Regions from separate parts of the Homo sapiens genome. Here regions 1, 3 and 4 are each linked to region 2. The links are chromatin contacts, found by Hi-C or POLR2A ChIA-PET in ENCODE. All regions are on one chromosome and are shown on one strand. The core of a region is the stretch at or near the end of the contact, and the rest is flanking DNA. Distances in the headings are between cores, read along the strand shown. Region 1 overlaps ASTN2 (astrotactin 2). Region 2 holds the start of ASTN2-AS1 (ASTN2 antisense RNA 1). Region 3 overlaps ASTN2 (astrotactin 2). Region 4 overlaps ASTN2 (astrotactin 2).

The links. A loop is a pair of places that touch in the nucleus more often than their neighbours do. ChIA-PET counts read pairs that join two places held with the same protein, here RNA polymerase II (POLR2A). Pooled maps may share reads with other maps.
Region 1: a loop to region 2 is called in a map with no recorded cell type, with 3 times the contacts of the local background. The contact joins the enhancer-like site here to the promoter of ASTN2-AS1 in region 2. A Hi-C loop is called at or near these places in 1 of 168 maps with a recorded cell type or tissue (pancreas), 2 of 37 single-sample maps with no recorded cell type and 3 of 50 pooled maps. POLR2A ChIA-PET finds 5 or more read pairs at or near these places in 1 of 52 experiments (WTC11).
Region 3: a map of HCT116 shows a loop between it and region 2 (2.1-fold over the local background). The contact joins the enhancer-like site here to the promoter of ASTN2-AS1 in region 2. A Hi-C loop is called at or near these places in 6 of 168 maps with a recorded cell type or tissue (Caco-2, HCT116, MCF 10A and 3 more) and 2 of 50 pooled maps.
Region 4: POLR2A ChIA-PET joins it to region 2 with 11 read pairs in A673. The contact joins the enhancer-like site here to the promoter of ASTN2-AS1 in region 2. POLR2A ChIA-PET finds 5 or more read pairs at or near these places in 2 of 52 experiments (A673 and WTC11).

Annotation. Positions count from the first base shown.
Region 1 is chr9:116,449,517-116,452,775 of GRCh38, reverse strand. The region is part of intron 20 of ASTN2 (astrotactin 2); the gene reads left to right. Among named protein-coding and RNA genes, the nearest start is that of PAPPA-AS1, 51 kb to the right of the region's middle. Within about 2 kb of position 1,840, at least 2 of the 41 ENCODE cell types and tissues checked have a DNase peak (open chromatin) inside an H3K27ac peak, as active enhancers do.
Region 2 is chr9:116,502,407-116,505,561 of GRCh38, reverse strand. ASTN2-AS1 (ASTN2 antisense RNA 1) reads right to left here and starts at 1,279. Exons shown (of 12, transcript NR_033973.1): 1 at 1,218-1,279. The region is part of intron 19 of ASTN2 (astrotactin 2); the gene reads left to right. RefSeq lists an enhancer at 1-79.
Region 3 is chr9:116,547,787-116,550,801 of GRCh38, reverse strand. The region is part of intron 19 of ASTN2 (astrotactin 2); the gene reads left to right. The region is part of intron 8 of ASTN2-AS1 (ASTN2 antisense RNA 1); the gene reads right to left. Among named protein-coding and RNA genes, the nearest start is that of ASTN2-AS1, 45 kb to the right of the region's middle. RefSeq lists an enhancer at 2,898-3,015. Within about 2 kb of position 1,666, at least 13 of the 41 ENCODE cell types and tissues checked have a DNase peak (open chromatin) inside an H3K27ac peak, as active enhancers do; they include HCT116 and psoas muscle, where a contact is called at or near this core.
Region 4 is chr9:116,470,058-116,473,016 of GRCh38, reverse strand. All of the region lies in intron 20 of ASTN2 (astrotactin 2), which reads left to right. Among named protein-coding and RNA genes, the nearest start is that of ASTN2-AS1, 33 kb to the left of the region's middle. RefSeq lists enhancers at 1,010-1,600, 1,601-2,192. Within about 2 kb of position 1,656, at least 9 of the 41 ENCODE cell types and tissues checked have a DNase peak (open chromatin) inside an H3K27ac peak, as active enhancers do; they include A673, where a contact is called at or near this core.

The DNA.
Region 1 (3,259 bases), core at 591-3,090, 53 kb after region 2:
GGGACCAATGAATGCCTAATAATTTTATCCATTTGGAAAGAGCAGTGGACTTTGAGTAAGTAGACCTATGTTGGGGCCTGGCTAAACTACTACTATATCTGTAGCCTTGGGAAAGTCAATCCAAATTTCCAAGGCTCACTTGCCTCCTTGTAAAATGGATTTAATAATACACATCCCTTAGGCAGTTGTAAAGGAAACAGAAGACAACTGTGTAAAAGCTTCTAGCACTGTGTCTGATACAGAGTATGTGCCCAGGAAATGTGTGTGGAATCTCTAAGGCACTTTTACATCCATAATCACCATTTAGTCCTCACACCGTCACCATGGGGTTATTGACAGGCCACTGAGGTGCAGAGAGGGCAAACAATCCCACCAAAGCCACATAGCTAGTTAATGACAAGGTGAAACCTACACATCATATCCTCTGCCTCTCAATTCAACATGCTTCCAAGTTATGCCTTCTGAAAAAGTCATTTCTATAACTGAAGTCACTTTAAAAATTATTGTTTATATCTGAGTTCAGAGATGCTGTCCAATATATAATAAAGATATTTTTAAAAGCCTACAATTTGCTTCAGAGATCCCAGGAGTGCAAGTTGGAGTAGAATAATTGGGCATTCTGTGTTCAATTCATTCCTTAACTTGAGACCATAAGGTTAGTCTGTGTCTGCTTTACCCTAAAACAGCATATTAAAATGTGAACATCTTCCAATTAAGTACTATAGCTAGTACAATTATGTGTTATCATTTAGTCCACACCCTGAATAAAGAGAAGGAGGAGGAAAAGACGGGGGATGGGGAGAGGAAGGGACAGGAGAAGACCAAGAAAAGAAAGGCAAACACAGTCATTGTTGTTAAAGCCAAGCCACATGCCAACCTGCATTTTTTTTTTTCAAGAGGGGTCAGGTCACTCATATTTGATGAGTGAATGAATACACTCAGATCATTTGCATAGTATTTATATATTTAAATCCACTGTCTTATTCACTCCTCAAAGGCTTTCAGAATGGAGAGGGCAAGAATTGTCATCATTTTTTCGTACAAAAAAATGAGAGTCCTGTAGGTGGTTGACAATCCCAGTTTGCAGCAGACAGAAGATCCAGCAAGATAAGGTCTAGTTCACAGTAGCTTTTAAACTCATATCTAAGGCTTAGTCCACTGTTTTGAAAGAAGGAAGAACAGACACACCTGAAACAAACATAGGGGCAAGAATACATTTTTATTGAAGACCTTATAGTACTGTGTCCCATTTCTTGTTCATTTGACCATCTCTCTGCTCTTCTGTGAGCTCCATGACAGCAAAAACCCCACTCTTTTTTTTTTTATGGGTGTTTCTTCCGTGCTTAGCAGAATGCCCAGCACCTAGTAGGCATTCATTTATGGCAAAGCACACAGAGTGGAACTGCTGTGATAATTACTCACTCCTCAGGTATTGGAGATACACTCAACACACTTTAATTGTAAATGAATTTATATGTATTTAATTTTAAGTGTTAATACTATAATTATTTCTGAGTTCTGGTGTTCACTGCACTGTGAATTTTAGGGAGATGCTCACATACCAGTGAATTTCAGGGGATTTAGCAGTCAGAACAGTGGATGCCTAGCACCGTTTCCAGGTTGCTGTCACCTCTGCCTGAGCTTAGAACCAACACTGGTTTCCAGACTTGGCCTTCCTACAGAGCTCTCCCTGCCAGCTCCCCACTCCCCTGATTCTTTGCCTGTTAGCTCATACAGCTTGAGAGGTTGAAGGGAGTGCAAGTGTGGGGAGCTGGTGTTTGGAGCCCAACCACAAACTGCTTTACCTTTGTTCTAAGCCAGGACCTCCTAATCATGCCTCAGACTGAGTTGTTTTGAAAGTAGAAACTAGGATGGGAGTCCTTAATACCAAGATGGTCTCTCTGTTCCGGGCACTAGAATTAAATATTTATGTTGGCAGAAAGCATGGGTTGTCAGCTTGAGTTGGGAGACAGGAAAGTTGGGTTCTGGTGCTCGAGGGTGGGTGGCTGCATGTGAGAGTGAGCAGGGATGCATAGCAGCCCCTGGTGACTCATTCTCAAGCCTCACTTGGGTACTCCTAGACCAAAGGGGAACAGAAATACTTTGCTTGGTAGCTAGCACTCAGCTGGGGGGAAGTTTGGACATCTGACTTTTGGCAGCCTCTCCAGCCCAACTTGCCCAATACCCTCATGTCCCAGGCTGGGAAAGTGAGAGCAGAGCATGGTGGGACTTACCCAAAGCCATTATTACTCAAACTGGAGTCTAGGTCTTCAACGGGCTATGGAGGCATTAGACCTGCAGTTAGAGAGCTGTGTGACCTTGGACCAGTCACTTGAACTCTCTGATCCTAACTGTAAAATAGGAATGATTTCTAACCTTGGGATTAAATGAAATAATGTAAGCAAATGATACTACATTCAGTACTTTCAAAGCTCTACATTGGAGTCAGTAGGCTTTCCTCTGGAGGTCCAGATAGTAAATATTTTAGGCCTTGACGATGCTGTGATTTCTGTCACAATTACGTGATTCTGCCATTGTAGTGTGAAAGCAGCCATAGAAAATGCATTCAAAGCAAACCAAAAAAGAGTGTGGTTGTAAAAGATTTATTTATGAAAATAGGCAGTGGGCCAGATTTGGACTGTGGGCTGTAGTTTGCTGATCCTGCTTGCAATGCTTGTTAGTTGTTGCAGTTACTATTGATGACACAACAAATGACCCCAAAACTTAGCAGCTTAAAATCACCATTTGATTTTGCTCATGGATCTGTGGGTTGAAAATTCAGACAGTACATAGTAGGTTGGGCTGTCTTTGCTCCACGAAGTATGGGGCCTCAACTGCAAGAATTCAAAAGCTGGGAGTAACTTGACTGCTTGGGTGAGAATTATCTGAAGGCTCCTTTACTCATCCATCTGGAGCCTAGGTACCAGGGCTGCTGAAGCAACCACACATGGCCTCTCCTTGTGGCTTGTCTTCCTCCCACCACAGTGGCCTCAGGGCACTCAAATTTCTTATACGGAGGCTCACAGTTCCAAGTGAGAATGTTTCAGTAAGCAAGGTGGTAGCTGCATCCCCTTTTATGACCCAGACTCAGAAGTCACACAGCATCCCTTCCATTTTGCTCTACTGGTCAAAGCACTCATGAGCCTGCCCATATTCAAGGTGAAATGTCAAAGAACTGGGGCGGGGGTCTTGTTTTAAAGCCATTATAGAAGAGATGAATTATTTAAACACATGCACATTGAATAACAATTATGCTAAC
Region 2 (3,155 bases), core at 30-2,529:
TGGTAATACTTCTTATTCCTGTCTTACACAAGAGGATGCTAAAGGTAGGAAGCCCAGTTTTATTGGAATCCAAAGGTGGTTCTTTGCATATTGTGGCAGACTTCTGGTTTTGGTTTGGTTTTGCCTTGCTTTTCTTAAAAAATAAATTCTAATGACTACTCAGATCCATTTGCATTGATTGGGTATCCAGTAAGGGAGAGGTGGAAACAGGGAGGCGAGCTGGGCACCAGGGAAAAGCTGAGCGGGAACCAACATTGTTTCCACAGAGCAGAGACTCCCTGGATTCATGATCTAGATGGTTCCATTCATCAGTAGCCTCAAAGCGATTAAAGGAATGAGTAGACTATCAGATACTAAAAGCACACGAGATGAGAAGTCAGAGATATTGATGCCCCATATGCAAAGTAGGGTTCTCTGATGTGCTAGCATAGTTAGTAATTATTGAGAATGTAAAGCATTTCAGTCACTTTTAGAGGATGTGAAAGTGTGTCTGACCTTTACTCTTCCCTCATAATAGTCAAATCTCAGTTGCGCAATTTAACCAAGTGACCTTAGGCAAGTTAGTGGATCTCTCTGAATCTTGATATACTCATTTGTAAATTTGGGGAAATAAGCTAACTTGTGTTTTTTGTTGTTGTTGTTTTGGGTTTTTTTTTTTTTTTTTTTGAGACAGGATTTCACTTGGTCATCCAGGCTAGAGGGCAGTGGTACTATCTTGGCTCACTGCAGCCTTGACTTCCCAGGCTCAAGTGATCCTCCCACCTCAGCTTCCTGAGTAGCTGGAGCTACAGATGCACGATACAACACCCAGTTAATTTTTGTACTTTTGTAGAGATGAGGTCTTACTATGTCGCCCAGGCTGGCATATTGTTATTAAGCTGAAATGAGATGCAGTACATGAAATACTAGGCATAGTATCTAACATTGTGAATGCTTAAGTTATATCAATTGTCACTGTTATTCTGAATAATATTATTATTACTTGAGAGTGTAAGATAGAAATACAAGCAGTAGTTAGCAATATGAAACACTCTCACAGGGTTACTGTAAGTATCAGAAAAGATTAAGAGCTTAATAAACACTAGTTATTATTATTATCTCAATGTCCTTTAAGTAAAATGGGTTTTCTTCTTAGACCTCAGAAAGTAGGTGCTGTCTCTCCCATCTTACCTTCCCTTCTTTCTTTCTTTCTCCCTTACCGTCCTCTTTGCCCTCACCTTGGTTGGGCCCCCATCCTGGCGATGTCAGATGCAGTCGCACAGGTTTTGCTGCTCACAATGCTACCACATTCCAAAGCTCACCATTCCAATTGTAGACATCATAAACATGTATTAATCATTGATCAAGTGTCTTGTTCTAACAAATCAGAATATTGGAACAAGGGAGGGAAGTATCTTAAGAAAGAGATGATTTTTATTTTTCTATTGTTTTTCCAATTTGCACAGAGGCACCCTATAGGCTAGCAGTAATAGTCTGAGCTTTAGTTTTCCTGTCTGTACAATGAAGCCCTGAAACAGATGATGCCTCAGGATCCCCATGGTTTTGGGTCCTTGCAGGTCCAGAAGTGGGCACTGCACTACCCAAGTTCATGAAGTCAGCTTTGGGACTATGGAGAGCAGAACTGTGATATGGACTGTGATGCCTTAGAGACCTGTGGGTTCTTGGTCTCTCTACCTTAACCACAGGTACCTGTAAACTGGGGATGATAATCCTAAACTGCCTACCTCACAGGATTATCGTGAGGATTAAATGAGGAAAGAGCGTGCTTTGTAAGCCCTAATGAGCTGCACAAATTGGAAAGATTACTTACACCACACGAACACACTCATATATATATTAAGTATGTATGTGTGTTTATATTTTACATTGCAGTATGTATGTGTGCATGTGTGTATATATAGTATATGTGTGTGTATATATTATGTAAAGCTGTGAACTCATAGGGTTAGGTATGAATTAGAAGCTTGTAAAACATGTTTACTCATTCAGTGTAACCCAAGGCAGTTATTAAACAGTAGGAAAAACTGACCAGCTAAATTTTCCAAGCCTAAAAACGCTTTTATAGTTTTCATTGTGGATTGAAGGGTGACCTTGTTTCCTTTTCTTTATTTCAAGGAAAATTTTAACATAAATGAGGAAGCAAGGGAGTCATTTTAATAGAGTGAAAACCTCTATATGTGGGTGGGAGGGATAGATGAGGGGAGCTGAATGGAAATGCCAGTCACCCTCTCACTCTCCCCCCCTCCTCCTCCCAGATCATCTGCCCCGAGTAGCGGTGAGACCAGAAGTAAAGCTTCCCTGGTCACTCAAGGGCATCCATCTCCAGAAGATGCCCTTCTAGCTGGTCCTGCCGTGCCCTTCCTTCCTTCCTTCCTCCCTCCTTCTTCCTTCTTCCTTCCTTTCTCCTTTCTTCTTTCCTTACTTCCTTCCCTTCTTTCCTTTCTCCTTCCTTTTTTCTTTTCTTCCATCTTCCTTCCCTTCCTCCCTCCTTCCTTCCTTCCTTTCTTCCTTCCCTTCTTCTTTCCTTCCTCCTTTTTTCTTTCCTTTCATCTTCCTTCCTTCCCTCTCTCCCTCCCTCTCTCCTTCCTTCCCTTCTTTTCTTCCTCCTTCCTTTTTTTCTTTCCTTCCATCTTTCTTCCCTCCCTCCCTCCTTTCCTCCTTCCTTCCCTTCTTCTTTCCTTCCTCTCTTTTTTCTTTCCTTTCATCTTCCTTCCTTCCCTCTCTCCCTCCCTCCTTCATTCTCTTCTTCTTTTCTACCTCCTTCCTTTTTTCTTTCCTTCCATCTTCCTTCCTTCCTTCTCTCCTTCCTTCCCTCATTCATTCATTCATTCCTTCCTTCCTTCCTTCCTTCCTTCCTTCCTTCCTTCCTTCCTTCCTTCTTTCCTTTCTTCCTTCTGTTTTTCTTGTTTGCCTTGGTCTTGGTCTTTCTGACCCCGATTTTCTCTGTTTCTCTCTCTCTCTCCTCACCAACTCCTGTCTATGTCTCTCTATTTCTATCTGTCTTTCTAGGTCTCTGACCTTCTATCCACTTCTCTCTGATTGTCTTTTTTCTGCATTTTTATTTCTGGTTCTCTGTCTTTGGCCCTATGTGTTCTTATCTATGTCTCTCTCTTTCTCTCTCCATTTCTCCTCTGTCTCTCACTGTGGCTCTCAGT
Region 3 (3,015 bases), core at 417-2,916, 45 kb before region 2:
CTTTACCTTGTCCCAACCCACCTGCATCAGGTTGGATCTTTCTGCATTTGTCAGGGACAGGAATTCCTGCCTATCTCTCAGGGATATTAGGAGGAGGGAATGAGTTTTTGAGTGTTAAAGTTGCTGTAGATCTGCCAGCCTTCATTTCTTTCACGAGTAAAAGAGCAGAACAACATCCTTATATTGCAGCACTGTTGGACGCATTCTTATTTTCTCTCCCTTTTCCTCTCCCAATCCCCACCTTGCCCACACTGTTTTCAGAGAGCAACTGAGCTTCAGTTGAGTAATGTAAGCTACATTTTCTGAAGACCACTCCAGGCCAGACCCAGCACAGGATCCCATAGGGAATCCCATAGGTGACTCATGACAACAGCAAAGTAACTGTTTTTTAAAGCTGGCACTATGTTCCAGATACTCCTCCTGTATTATTGCTAGTAATACTTAAAACTATAATACAGGGTAAAATTGACAGGTTTATATTGCAGATGAAGATACTGTGCTTTGAAGCAGACAGATAGCAGGTGGTGGAAGCTAGATTGAAACCCAGATCTGTCACAGTTCACAGTTTATGCCCAGAGACGTTATATGGATGTAAATCTGGTCACGTAGAACTTCCAATTTTGTGGTCTGAGATAAAAGAGTCAGAGTGCTAAGTATTACAGGGGACAGACTGAACACTTGATGTGGAGTTGTAGAAGAGAGAGAATGATTTTGACTGTAGTGATAAGAGAAAGCCATTTGGAAAGATGGAATTAAAGCAGGGACATTTCATGTGGGATTTTTGTGTGTTTGTGGGATTTGAAAGATGCCTGTGGGTTCCATTGCGTAGGAGAGTGAGCACATCATAAGCAAAGGTGAGGAGTAGTAAATGTCTTAAGGTTGGTAATTGTGGTTTTTGCCATTACTTTTAATAAATGGCTTTATGGGTAGTGTAGAAAGCATGGAGGGGAACCATGAGTAGAGAGATATTACAGGGCCAGACTTGGGAGGCCTCAGATGCCATGTGAGGCAGGGTATCTGTGGGGAAGGGCACTCCAGTGGAAATGGGCATCAAACAAAGGCCTGGAGGCAGGAAAGGGCTGGCCGCTTTGGGAGTCATCTTGCTGTTCAGCATGTTGGGAGTACAGGGTCTGCTGCCCCATTTGTTTCCTACACCTAACCAGAATCGTTTCATAAAGGTTGCAGGGCCCTCTGGGCTGGGATCACCTTGCAAAAGAGCATCTATCCTGCCTCCTGCCTGGATTGAGCAAGAGGCTGGAAACAGGGTGAGGAAGTAGCAGCTGTGAGTCAGACCGTCCCCACGCAGGCTCCAGCCCTGGGCCTGGGGCCCCAGCTGGGATCAGAGCTCTTGCCCGGGTTGCAATTGCCAAATACGAACTGTACAGCCAAGTGTGGCTCAGAGCTGCCCTGACTCACAGGGTACTATCCGAGTTGCTCGTGCCTCAGTTGTGGCTTTTATTTCTTTTTGTCCCTCTACGTTTTACCCCTTTCTCTTCCCTGACCTCCCATTCCTTTCTTTTACTTCCTTCTGTTTTTTTTTTTTCATTTTTTATTTGCCCTTTTTTGCATTTCCTTCTTTCTTTATTTTCAGCTTCCTCCTCCTCCTCCTCTGATCTTTTTATTACTGACATTTTTGTGGTTTGCTTCAGATGACACAGGTTCTAGACCAGGCCACCAGCCGCTCATTATGTGGTTTTAAACTCATCCCTTAGTTTGGGGCCCCAATTTTCCCATCTGTCCAATGAGACAACTTAATTTGATGATACTTTAAAGACCAAAACCCATCAGAATTTCTCCTTCTAGAAGTCTCTGTTTCTTACTCCTTTATCTCTTTGATAGAATCCTTAAATGCAAAAGCTTACAGGGATCTCAGCATTTATTTAGGGTCATGGATCTAGACCCTGGTTGCCTACAGGAATCACCTATTGAGCTTCTGAAAAGTACTGCTGCCCAGACCCCTATACCAAGCCAGTTCAATGGTAATTTATGGGGATGGGGCACAGGTGTTCATTTTTAAAACCTTCCCCAGGCCGGGCACAGTGGCTAACACCTATAATCCCAGCACTTTGGGAGGCTGAGGCCGGTGGATCACCTGAGGTCAGGAGTTCGAGACCAACCTGGCCAACATGGTGAAACCCCATATCTACTAAAAGTACCAAAAATTAGCCGAGCATAGTGGGGGGCACCTGTAATCCCAGATACTCAGGAGGCTGAGACAGGAGAATCACTTGAACCCAGGAGGCAGAGGTTGCAATGAGCTGAGATCACGCCATGGCACTCCAGCCTGGGCAACAAGAGTGAAACTCAGTCTCAAAAAATCAAAACAACAACAACAAAACCCTCCCCCAGGTCATTCTCATATGCAGCCAGGGTAAAGAATTACTGACATAGAAGCAGCTGCCGTTTAGTAAAGGTAGAGAGACAGAGGCACTGAGGCCTGGAGCTGGTCAGGGTCATGTCCAGAGTCATGCTGTGAGTCAGTACAGACAGAACCAGAACCAAGCCTCCTGCCATCTCTGTCCCCTTGGCCTCGACTTTGAATCACCTTAAGCAAATGCCACGGCCTCTGATGGAGCCAGGCAGGAGGGCAGCCTCCTGACTGCCAGAGCCTGGCTTAGAGGCAAGGCCCAGACACAGCCCCATTAAGCCAGGCAGTGCCTTACGGGAATCGCTCCTGGCTCCGGCTTAGAAAACAGAGTGCTTTGGTTTTCTTTGGCTGCATCCTGGGGTGGGGGAGCTAAGAGGAGAGCACCTGAGGACGCAGGTTTGCTGCTTTTCTCCTAGGCAAAGTGGGGCTGCCAGAGGCAAGGAGTGGAGACAGGTGGGCAGGGTGTGTGGGGGTGAGTTGGGAGTGTATGCCTCCCGCAGCTGCTGCCTCAGACAGCCTGCCTGAGAATGCACCCCACGCAGAGGCTGATGCCTGGAGGGGAGGGAATGGGACACAGAACCTCAGCTTGGGGGGCAGCTCAGGTAAACCGGGCGCCTTGACCTGCCTGCAAATAGACCCTCTCAGGT
Region 4 (2,959 bases), core at 407-2,906, 33 kb after region 2:
GGAAACTAAGATGGGAAGGCTTAATGGTTTGCCCAAGGTCATCTTATTAGTAAATGGCAGAACCATGATTCTTTTTTTTTTTTTTTTTCCAAGACAGAGTCTCGCTCTGTTGCCCAGGCTGGAGTGCAGTGGCACAATCTCAGCTCACTGCAAACTCCACCTCCCGGGTTCAAGCGATTCTCCTGCCTCAGCCTCCTGAGTAGCTGGAATTACAGGTGTGCCCCCTCCGCCGCCGCCACCACCAACATGGCTATTTTTTTTTTTTTTGTATTTTTAGTAGAGACTGGGTTTTGCTATGTCGGCCAGGCTGGTCTTGAACTCCTGACCTCAAATGATCTGCCTGCCTCAGCCTCCCAAGGTGCTGGGATTACAGGTATGAGCTACCACGCCTGGCCAGAACCATGATTCTAACACAAGCTATCTAGCTCCAAAATCTGCACTTGTGTATTCTTATGCACTTCTCTCTTAGGCAGTGACCAAGCTGCAATTCAAAGTCTTATGGCTGAGACTGAAAGAGCTTTGCCCAGTGTTAGGGACAAACTTTTAAGCAGCTAATCATATTGGGGGTAGAAGGTGATTTGCCCCATAATAAAGGCATGCGAGTTCTGAGGAGGCTGTGATCTCTAACAGCTAGTGTGCCTTTGGGGAGGTGCCTTTGAGCTAGGTCTGGAAGAATGGATAGCATTGAACACTTAGAACTGGGGAAGTTATTGCATCACAGGCAGAAGGAATAGCTGAAATGAAGGCAGGGAGGTAGGATATTGAAGGGACCACATATGGGGTACAACAGAGATTCAGGGCAGTTGAAATGTACAGTATATGAGGTTGGAGAGGCAGGACTTGCAAGGCCTCATAACGTGTGCTAAGGAGGAGCAGTGATAAGGCCACAGTTGGGTTATAGAAAGATCTTCGTGGTGTATAAGTTAGAATAGAGGAGACTGCAGGTAGGGAGACTAGCTCGGGGTCTGGCTGAATGAATCTGGAATTAGAACCATGCAGGGGGCTGGAAAGGAGGAGACAGACGATGGAGGTCATGGCATGTGGGGCTGTTGCACTCGCGGGTTTTGTTGGGAATCTATCAAAGCACAACCAGTAAGCCAGCCTTAGTGAGAAGACAGAGCCCAAGGTTTGAAATGTAAAAATCTGGTTTCAAATTCTGACTCCCTCAGTTCTTAGCTGGGTAGCCTTTGAAAAATTGCCTAACCTTGGAGACCAAGCCTCTTCCTGCATCCAAAAAGTGAGAGTAATAAATTCTTCTTCAGAGTGTATGTGTGAAATTAAAACCAAATATTCCATATGTCCATTTCTGGCACCTAGTAGGCCCTTTATTCCTAAGAATTTCCTGCTGTCCTTTCCATTTGCTTCACTCTTATTGCAGTAAGCATTCATATGAATTCCCCCCTCCCTCCACCCCCTTTACTGCCCAACTTCCTTCTCTGTCCCTCTTTCCCCGGGATGCCAGAAATGAAATAACATTCTTCGCGTGTTTGTTCTAAAGCTCCTGGCAGCCTTCCCAAAGACCCCTGGCTGGGTCAGGACTGATTTGCATTAGCATGTGTGAGGCCAGCCTGAAGGGGAGGGAGAGGCCCTGTTTTCAGGGAGTTTCAGGAGGCACCCCTGCCAGAAAAAGAAGTTACTATTTCTTTCTGGGAAACATTCACAGATTAAAACAAGCAAGAAAGGCCGGGAAGCTGTCTCGCTTGTGGAGAGGTTGTGTGTGGGTGAGCTGCCTATCTGACTCTCACGACTGGATCCAACTCCTCTCACCCTTATCGCAGGCCTGTCCCCAGAAATCTCTCCTCCAAAGAGTGTAGTAACTTAACACCATTACATAGATCTTTCTTAATCATATCTATAGCCTGTAACAGGGGGAAGAGAGAGAGCAAAGGGGCAAAGAAGACACTCAGAAGCTACAGGATAAGTAAACAGCAATTTTGCTGGCTTCTACACAGATATTAAATCAATTTAAAAAATCATTTTAAAAAAGAAAAAGGAGAGGAAACCCCAGAGATTTTTCATTTGTTTGTTTTTGCTTTAGTCTTGTTAATTTTTGAACAATACATCGTCTTAGAGTTATAACTTTCTTCCAGGAATCTCAATACCCTTGTCCCAATGTAGGTAACCAATGGCAGGCCAAGGAGAGTACCCACCATAAAGCATTGGCATTATGAAATATGCCATTTTTAGAGGCAAGAATCATGCCATTTACAGAGAGGACAAATGAGTTCTGGGTGCTTTATTGGACTTTATTTAACTTCCCATAATTTCCCTTATTCATCTTCACTCCACAATATGAATATGCTTTCTTCAGGTAGGACTTTTGCCTTCTCTTCAGTGAAGAGTGTTCATGTAAATACTTTGGAGTGCAAATAAAAGAATCAATGATATGAATGGCTATTATATAAAGAGTGCTTTCAATATACCAGGCACCATTCTAAATAATTTCTGTAAGTTAATCCATCCACCCTTCTCAATGAGACAGTGTTTTTTTATTATCACTATTTTGCAGATGAGAAAACCAAAGCCCAAAGAAGTCAAAAAAATTTACCAAAAGCCATGCCACAAGTCAGTAGCAGAGCCAGGATGTGAACTCAGACAGTTTGTCTCTAGAGTCTAACTTCCTAGTTATTAACTGATCCAGCATCCCCAGAAGTCACATTAGCATTTAAGGAGCCTAGCTCACACCACAGCATGCGCTCTTCCCCTTCACAGGGCCTCAGAACACGCCGAATCTTTTCCCTGGGTTAACACTATTCATCCTTCAGTGTTCAGCCTAAATCTTTTTATTTTTTTTATTTTTTATTTTTATTTTTGATATGGTGTCTCGCTCTGTCACCCAGGCTGGAGTGCAGTGGTGTGATCTTGGCTCACTGCAACCTCTGCCTCCCCAGTTCAAGCAATTCTCCTGGCTCAGCCTCCTGAGTAGCTGGGATTACAGGTGCCCACCACCATGCCCAGC